Regions from separate parts of the Homo sapiens genome. Here region 2 is linked to region 1. Evidence: chromatin contacts called from ENCODE Hi-C or POLR2A ChIA-PET data. All regions are on one chromosome and are shown on one strand. Each heading gives the region's core, a stretch centred on a gene start or an enhancer-like site at or near the end of the contact. The rest is flanking DNA. Distances are from core to core; before and after follow the strand shown.

Region 1 (4,520 bases), core at 559-3,058:
TTTCTATCAACTGCTTAAAAATGTTAAAAATGACATTTCTAATTCATTGTCTACCCCATTGTTCCATATGTGACATTCTGGTAACTGTACAGTCAACGGTACAGTACCTTTGAGTTGTCTCTATAAGAATGAACTAGTGTAAGCAAATAATCCATAGGAATAAATGTGGTTTTGCAATTTAAGTTTACATACATTCCTAACCATATCATACAAGTGATCAATGATACTGATATTGCACCTAACAAACTGCAATGGCTGGAGGCTTTCAAAAAAATTTACAGAAATTTAGGATTCCTTTAACAATAGAAAAAAGCCCAATATACATATTACTAAAGACTAAATGCTACTTTTCTAAATTGCTCTATCTCCTTCTTAGACAATTCTCTACCCTCATTAAAACACATGAAATCAACCTGGGTGTAAATTCTCTGAACACCTGGCATAATAAAAAAGTAATGTAGGAAAATGAGAAATATATGAAAATGATGAGACACAAGATGATATAGGGAATAATTAATACTCTATGGAAAAGCAAAATGTATTATAAATGCTAGCTATGACAAGCCAACACTCTGGCAGAGTTCAAAAGCCTCTTTTCAATGAATTTAACATTAACTGCAAACTATGTTAAGGTCATATACGAAATATCTCACTTAATTCTACAGTTAACCTGTACACGTTTAAGTGGCGCAAGACTGAGCTAATGAAAAGCCTACCTACCCGGTCACAGCGTAACGCTCACGATGCATAACTAAAACTCCCTCCCGTCCCGTTCTGTTTTAAAAACCCTTCCTGTAAAACTTGCATAATCTTCCTCCTCATCACACACAATCTTTCTAGCAGGCTGACTAAATCCAAGTTTAAAGGAGATCTCTGCTAGGTAGGAGGGGAAGGTTCCGTAGGATGGGAGCGACAACCTGTCAAACCCATTTTTTAAGTGCTTAGGGAGAAATGTCACCCCAATCAGCCTGGAGAGTTCAATGGCTTGCGATGTACAGTTACATTTCTTCACGACCCTTTGTACGTTCTGGGATTCAACGAGACAACAAGAGGGGCTGGCTTTTCGTTTTGTTTCTCGGGGTAATGGATCTGGCCGGGTCTCTTCAGTCTCAGGCCTCGGTGCCAGGCGGGCGCCCCCAGCCACGCTCTGGCCCCAAAGTTCCCCAGTCCCGCTGCCGGGCGTCCGCAGTCACCGCCCGGGACCCAGGAACAATGCGGGGCTCCGGGCCGCTCACGATCGGGCCCGGGAGGCCATGCCCCGCCTGCGCTGCGGAACAAAAGGCGCTCGCGGGGCCGCGGCCGGGTGCCCGGGGCTCGCGGAGTCGACGCCCGGCGGGGAAGGCGCGGGGAAAACTTTCCAAGGGGCCGAGGCGGAGGGGCGAGGGCCGGGCCGCCCCCTCGCGGAGCCGTCCCGCACAATAGCCGGGCCCAGCGCGGGAAGGCCGGGCCGCCACGCCCCCGCCCCGGCCCCGGCCCCAGCCCGTACCTGGTGGTTCTCCTTCCTGCCGCCCGCGGCCGCCGCCGGCCCACCCGGGCCGCTAGTCATGTTCACGTACAGGGAGCGGGTGAGCGGGCTCCGCAGCGTCCACATCCTCCGCGCCAGCCACACGGACGCCAGGCTCAGGCACAGCCAGCCCGCCAGCAGTCTCATCGGGGGCCGCGGCCGCTCGCTCGGATCACCGCCGGCGCCGGGGCGAGGAGGAGGAGGCACCGCCGCCTCCGGCCACCGCCGCCACCGCCCGAGCTCGAGCCATCGCGGCCGCCTTGCCCATCCAGCCCCCTTCAGGGCAAAGGCTGGGGGTGGGGAGGAGCAGCCGGCGCGCAGCCTCGGCACCTCCCCCTTCCCTTCCGGCCGCGGAACGCCGCTGCCCCCTGCACCAGTTTCCATCCGGAGCACTTACGAGCGGCCGCGTCGCTTTCTCCCCCGGCGCCCTCCCTCCGTCCAATGAGCGGGCCGCTGGGAGGCGGGACAAAGGGAGCGCGCATCCGCCCGGAGCGCGTTCTCGTGTCCCGGCCCTGCCTTGGCCTCTAGTAAATGGCGGAGGTGGTTTTAATTTTTTTGAGGGCTGAGGAGATCACTTCCGAAGGCGGTAACTGCAGCCTCCCTGCCCCTCCAAGGTGGTGCTGGAAGGACCTCCAGTCTTTCCTCGCCTCATCCCACTCCACGGCGGGACTTTGACAGGGTTACCTCTCGACCCTCATCCCACTCCACGGCGGGACTTTGACAGGGTCGTGCAGTTAACCCCGGGGGCGCAAAGAGGGGAGTCATTCCTTTCGTGCATCCTGACACACACAGGTTCTTCCCGGAGACGAATGGTGCCAGTGATGGTTGCCCGCTCGGATGCGTAGTTTCCAGTTTACATTTAGAACCGACCTGCCAGACTCCCTCCTCTACTCTCCCCACCACCACGACCCGCCTGCCCCGTTCCCCAAGCCTGAGAAGTTGCTGGCTACGTGTTTCTATAAAGAATGAGTGAAAATTCTGCCTTTTGGGGAAGCTACCGCAGCTGGGGTACCCACAAGTAATGTTTTAGATGTATTGATGGCCCTGCCCAAGAATGAAGACCTCAAGTTAGACTCCTTGGCTGCCTTGTTTCCTTGAATTAGCACAGGGAAGTTGGACCCAACACTCTTAAGAGTGAACTCAGCTCTGGGAGCAGTGTTTAACCCGGATATTTATTTGATCATTTATAACACGAGGAGACCTAGCAACATTTCAGAACTGAAGGGTTAGTTACACTGTGTTCCTGTCTGCAGTTCTTCCTGCTATTATCCAAGCCACAATTAAGGAGTAACATTTCGTGGGAGTCCCTAACTTTAATACTTTCCTAGGTTTGTTTGGAAAGTGCTTTTAATTTAACTGCACCAGAAATAATGTAAATGTGTCTAAGTTCAAAACAAAAGAAGTAAGCCTTTTGGTTAATTCAGCGTTGCACATCAGAGATTTTCATTTATGAAACAGTGGGGTGGTGAGCCACAGATGGGGAACAAAATCATTCCTTACCCAACAGCTTTTTTTTTTTTTTTTTTTTGAAACGGAGTGGAGTCTCGCTCTGTCTCCAGGCTGGAGTGCAGTGGCTCGATCTCGGCTCACTTCAAACTCCGCCTCCCGGGTTCAAGCAATTCTTCTGCCTCAGCCTCCCGAGCAGCTGGGACTACGGGTGCGCGCCACCATGCCCAGCTAATTTTTGTGTTTTTCGTAGAGACGGGATTTCACCATGTTGGCCAGGATGGTCTCCATCTCTTGACCTCGTGATCCGCCTGCCTCGGCCTCCCAAAGTGCTGGGATTACAGGCGTGAGCCACCGCACCTGGCCCAACAGCTCTTTCATTAGCTTTTAAGAATCTCAGCTTGGCACCTTTGGCTAACAAGGATATCTTGTTGCCTAATGTAACAGGCTGTAACAACAAACAAAAAGGCACAGGGTGGGTGGGGTTCGGTATTTTGTGTTCTCTCTTTCCAATATACTCCCTGACTGCTTCCTGCCAAAACCCCGAAAAGCCCAAGCCTTACTAAATCTAGTTCAAACCTCTAGTGGTCCTGGCCCAAGTCATCAAAAAGGAACTATGGTAGCAAGTCCAATAACTGTTTATTTACTATGACACCTCTCCTTCCTGTCTCTTAGGATCAGTGTAACAGACAAAGCAACTCTGTCACAAAAGGAAGCCTTCATCTTTTTAAAGTGGGGGTGAAAGCAGCAGGAGTGCATAAAATGGCATATTTCCTTTCTGAAGACAAAGGAGACAAAAAGGTATGCCCCAGCTATAGAGTGAGACCACATAGCTGTAGCTGAGAGACTGCAAAATGTTATCAGATGAACAAGCAAGTAGATGGCTGCTGTAGTCAGAAGGATTTTGGGGTCAGTTGACTGCCACGAAGCCTAACAGCTCAAAGGAGCAGATTTTGTTTTATATCTGAGCAGCTGGCCTAGAAAAATAAATCACTCATACATTTAAAATACTCTATAATAACCACCAAACACTCAAACCCATGCTATTTACATTTAGCAGGCACAGGAAGAAACCAGAGCATCCGATGATCAAATGATTTGCCTGAAGGTAGCAGAGTAAATTCAATAGCTGACCTTTTCATAGAACTTGGTATCCCAGCTCGTGGTCTTTCGATCCATCTAAGAAGCTTTGCTGTCTCTTCTCAGAGAGCCTCCTGAATTACAAATGAGGAGAAACGAAAACAGCAAGAGTAAATATACGAAGCAGAAGTTCAGATTGCCCACTGGGGACAGCCCCCTTCCTTCATCTACTAGAATGTCACTACCGTATATTAAAACCTCAATTCTCCATAATGGAGACGGGAAGGGGCAAGATGACACAAAAAGCCAAATAGCCAATACTCGTTCTAACATGATCTTGAGATGCAGTTAGTAATATTCAAAAGATACACAAATGACCCTCTGCACCGAACTCTGCTCATTGACCCCAGGTGTCCCACTTGGGTCACAGCCCTGTACACAGGCCCAAAATTTTGGCGGGATCACTTTCCTATCTAGATCTCTAGGCAAA
Region 2 (4,520 bases), core at 2,021-4,520, 2.0 Mb before region 1:
GGCTGGGCGTGGTGGCTCATGCCTGTAATCCCAGCACTTTGGGAGGCTGAAGTGGATGGATCATCTGAGGTGAGGAGTTCAAGACCAGCCTGGCCAATATGGTGAAACCCTGTCTCTACTAAAAATACAAAAATTAGGCCAGGCGCGGTGGCTCACGCCTGTAATCCCAGCACTTTCGGAGGACAAGGCAGGTGGATCACGAGGTCAGGAGATTGAGACCATCCTGGCTAACACGGTGAAACCCCATCTCTGATAAAAATACAAAAAATTAGCTGGGCATGGTGGTGGGTGCCTGTAGTCCTAGCTACTCAGGAGGCTGAGGCAGGAGAATGGCGTGAGCCTGGGAGGCGGAGCTTACAGTGAGCCAAAATCGCACCACTGCACTCCAACCTGGGCAACAGGGCGAGACTCCATCTCAAAAAAAAAAAAAAAAAAAAAAAATTAGGTGGGCATGATGGCGGGAGCCTGTAATCCCAGCTACTCTGGAGGCTGAGGCAGGAGAATCACCTGATGCCAGGAGGTGGAAGTTGCAGTGAGCCAAGATCGCGCCACTGTACTCCGACCTGGGTGACAGAGCAATACTCTGTCTCAACAAAAAAGGAAAAAAAAGAAACAGTATGTCTGAGCAGCAATTACTGAATTATATTTCTTTTCCACTTAATTCCTTGGTATGACAGGCTTAATGGAGACTAATTATCTTCTACTGAAAATATTTGTGATCTCTTGGTTATAAGGAGACTATTTTCCTTCTGGAAGTTAGAGATGTAATATTTAAAGAAAAATTAATTTCAAAATTGAGTGTTCCAGATGGCAGGAAAACAACTGTGAACTTCACTGTTTGTCAAGCTCAAATATACCCTGTGATATTTTCTCTTCCAAGTTTATACTCGTCTCTTTGCTATTGTAATTTATTTGGATTACAAGATTCTCAGGCTTTCAGATTCCACTTTGCATATTTGTCTCATACTTTAATATCTTTTCCAATTGTCACATTCGTTTTAAGAGTTTCAGTTAATAGTGAATTATTAATTTTTACTAAAGAGATAATTTTATAAGTATTACTTTAGTTTCTACCTTCAAATATTTCATTACCTGTTACACTTTGTGCCCAGTAGTTTAATGCACACTATATCATAAAATAATGTTGGTTCTAGGTACCACTGTATTTTGTTCCTGGCATAAAAGAAAAAAGGTTTTCTGTTGCCTCTTATTGAACCTTTTTGCATTCAAGAGATCCAACTTAGGCTGGGTGCAGTGGCTCACACCTATAATCCCAGCACTTTGGGAGGCCGAGGTGGGTGGATCACTTGAGGGCAGGAGTTCAAGACCAGCCTGGCCAACATGATGAAACCCTGTCTCTACTAAAAATACAAAATATTAGCCGGGCTTGGTGGCAGCTGCCTGTAATCCCAGCTACTCGGGAGGCTGAGGCAGGAGAACTGGTTGAACCTGGGAGACGGAGGTTGCAGCGACCTGAGATGGGGCCACTGCACTCCAGCCTGGGCGACAGAGTGAGACTGTCTCAAAAAAAACCGAAACAAAAAAAAAACAAAAAGGAGATCCAATTTACAAAATAAAAAATTTAAAAACAAGAGAATTAAAAATGTAAACAATAAATAGGAGATATGGCAACATTTTATCTGCCCTGCTGTGGTGACAATTAGCAGAACGCAAGCTAAGGTTTGCAGCCTGGAGCTGGCTTTGTCCCTTACCTTGCCATTGAGAACGATGTTCTGGCTTCCACACAACACTGACTGGCGACTGACTTTGTTCCCAGATGCCTAAAAGAAAACAACGGAAAACCGGGGAAAGCAAACTTAATAGGTTTCTGGACTACAGGTTTCCATCAAGAAAGCTCCCATTTGAGAGAAAAAAACATAAAGTGGGGTGCTGTCCACAATGGAGTGAGTCCAGGATATCAAAAAAGCAATGATGGATTAGGAAACTATGGCTGAGTATGGTGGCTCATGCCTGTAATCTCAGCACTTTGAGAGGCTGAGGCAGACGGATCCCTTGAGGACAGGAGCTCAAGACCAGCCTAGGCAACATAGTGAGACCCCTTCTCAACAAAAAAAAAATTTTTTAATTAGCCGGGCATGGTGGCGCGTGTCTGTAGTCCCAGCTCCTCAGAAGGCTGAGGCTAGAGGATCGCTTGAGCCTGGAAGGCCGAGGCTGCAATGAGCTGTGATTGTGCCACTGCACTCCAGCCTGGGCAACAGAGTGAGAACCTGTCTCAAAAAATAAAAACACAAAGGAAACTAGGGACTCAAGGAATAAACTCATAATTTGAATGTCTATAGCTTGGTGGCATCAGACAGACGCGGATTCAAATCCCACTTCCACGCGTGGGCTTTACGGCCTTAAAACGAGGATAATGACTATGAGTATCAGAGTTGTGAGAAAGCAAAGAAAACCAAAATAACGATAGTAACGTTAATTGACCACTTGCCCTGTTTCCAAGATTTTACAAACATATCATGTACTGATCATAAAGAACCAAATCGGCAGGGTGCGGTGGCTCACGCCTGTAATGCCAGCACTTTGGGAGGCCGAGGCGGGTCGATCACCTGAGGTCAAGAGTTAGGGACCTGCCTGGCCAACACGGTGAAACCCCGTCTCTACCAAAAAATACAAAAATTAGCCGGGCGTGGTGGCGGGCGCCTGTAATCCCAGCTACTCGAGACGCTGAGGCAGGAGAATCGCTTGAACCCGGGAGGCGGAGGTTGCAGTGAGCAGAGATCGCGCCGCGGCCCTCAGGACTGGGCGACAGAGTCTCCGCCCCCCAACCCCCTTCCTCAAAAAAAAAGAACCGAATCGTTTTTAGCGCAAGTTAACAGATACAAAAGGCAGTGTAAAAGGGCCCGAAGTCCGAGCTGTAATTCGTATGAACAGGATGGGACTTGTCCTATCCTCCCGAAGGCACTTTACCCCTATGAGAAAATCAGGAATAAATACAAAAGGCCTCAACTGGCCAAGCGCGGAGTAAACAGCAAAGCCAGACGGTACACGGGGCATCGCTAGATAATCCGGGACTAATGGCCAAAGGGACAGGGGTTGGTGGGGTAGGGGCAGGTTGGGAACGCCGACCAGGCCTCAAAGGGACGCAGGGTTGGAAAGAGGAGGATACATATCTGGACCCGCGCACCGTCTCGATGTACTCAGACTTGTTGTAGAGCAGCTCGCCCAACTCCATGGCCGCCGCCTCCTTCCCTCAGCCCCGGATCCTGTCAGAGTCAGTCGGTCAGTCTTTCAGAGATTCCGGCTACTTCCGGCCGCTCCTCCACTTCCGCTCCAGGTGGCCCACTGGGACTCATCGACAGCGCGGCTCTCCTTTAGGCGGCCTCGCTCCACTGCTCGGCCGTCTACGGCTGCGCGTGCGCAGGCCGAATGGTGGATTTAATTGGCCGGAGTTTAGGGCGCGCTTGGCCCGCGTGGGTCAGCTGATCGCGCACTGAGGGTGCGATCCCGGGCTCCCCATTCCTTCCTGGGGCGCCTCCCCGGCCCAGGGCCAACTGGGTCCCGGTGTCGGCAGGCCTGGGGTCGGCGACGGCTGCTCTTTTCGTTCTGTCGCCTGCCCGATGGACGAGCCTCCCGGGAAGCCCCTCAGCTGTGAGGAGAAGGAAAAGGTGCCGGGGGTGCGGGAAGGGCGGACGCAGGACTCTGACCCCGCTTTCCCAGGGTTTTAGGCCTGGCTTTGTGTCCTCGGCAGTCCGAGGGCAGCAGTATCATCTGACCACCCCCTCCTCTTAGGGCTGAGGGGGCACAGAAAATGAAAATGTGGAAATAGCGTGGTGCTCACGTGGTGGCGTTTAAAGAACAAATTTCATTACAGTAGCAGCGCATTAATACAATGTGTAACAGTTTGTAGATAAAGCTGTATCGACACCCTTGCTCCTCCCCCCTCCCACACCCTCAATCTTTACTTCTCCCCCCGGACGGCCTCAAGTAAATCTTTTAAGTCTGGTACTTCCAGGTCCTTTCGTGTGTTAATGTGGGTGGTGGAGGAGGGGCGTATCCCTAACCACCAAAAAGGAATCCTATGTATATTTTTTGGAGAAGGGAATGTTCATAAATGGTATGATCTGAATGGTTCTGCAGGTTCCGTTTAGCTTTCCTGTCAGGACATGTTTATCTACCTTGCTTTCTTTTTTAAGTTCTAGACAGTATGTTGTAGTTTGGAAGTGCCCTCGTTTTGTTTCTTTTTTCTTCCTTTTCTGTTTTTCTTCTTTTTTGAGACAGAGTCTCACTCTGCCACCCATGCTGGGGTGCAGTGGCGCGATCTCGGCTCACTGCAACCTCCGCTTCCTGGGATCAAGCGACTCTCCTGCCTCAGCCTCCCGAGTAGCTGGGATTACACGAACCCGCCACTGCACCTGGCCTTGGAAGTGCCCTTGCTTCTTTAGACTGTACTTTACTGATAGACTTTTAGGATGTTTCCAGCTTGTGCTGATGTTATTCTTATCCTGGCTTACCTTCTGGTGGAGGTGAGAAAGATCATTTATAAGTAAACAAGATAATCC

The links. Hi-C counts contacts between places; a loop is a spot of excess contacts on that map. ChIA-PET counts read pairs that join two places held with the same protein, here RNA polymerase II (POLR2A). Pooled maps may share reads with other maps.
Region 2: a loop to region 1 is called in a map of CD8-positive, alpha-beta T cell, with 8 times the contacts of the local background. The contact joins the promoter of DCTN5 here to the promoter of METTL9 in region 1. A Hi-C loop is called at or near these places in 1 of 168 maps with a recorded cell type or tissue (CD8-positive, alpha-beta T cell), 3 of 37 single-sample maps with no recorded cell type and 10 of 50 pooled maps. POLR2A ChIA-PET finds 5 or more read pairs at or near these places in 2 of 52 experiments (SK-N-SH and activated naive CD8-positive, alpha-beta T cell).

The regions. Positions count from the first base shown.
Region 1 is chr16:21,596,865-21,601,384 of GRCh38, reverse strand. METTL9 (methyltransferase 9, His-X-His N1(pi)-histidine) reads right to left here and starts at 1,808. Exons shown (of 5, transcript NM_016025.5): 1 at 1,487-1,808. The coding sequence starts at 1,651. It overlaps LOC101927814 (a long non-coding RNA gene), which reads left to right and starts at 2,000. Exons shown (of 3, transcript NR_110930.1): 1 at 2,000-2,729; 2 at 3,626-3,751. RefSeq lists an enhancer at 529-1,093 and a silencer at 1,202-1,821.
Region 2 is chr16:23,640,216-23,644,735 of GRCh38, reverse strand. DCTN5 (dynactin subunit 5) reads right to left here and starts at 3,270. Exons shown (of 6, transcript NM_032486.4): 1 at 3,146-3,270; 2 at 1,713-1,781. The coding sequence starts at 3,193. PALB2 (partner and localizer of BRCA2) reads left to right here and starts at 3,426. Exons shown (of 13, transcript NM_024675.4): 1 at 3,426-3,626. The coding sequence starts at 3,579. RefSeq lists an enhancer at 2,208-2,997 and a silencer at 4,125-4,359.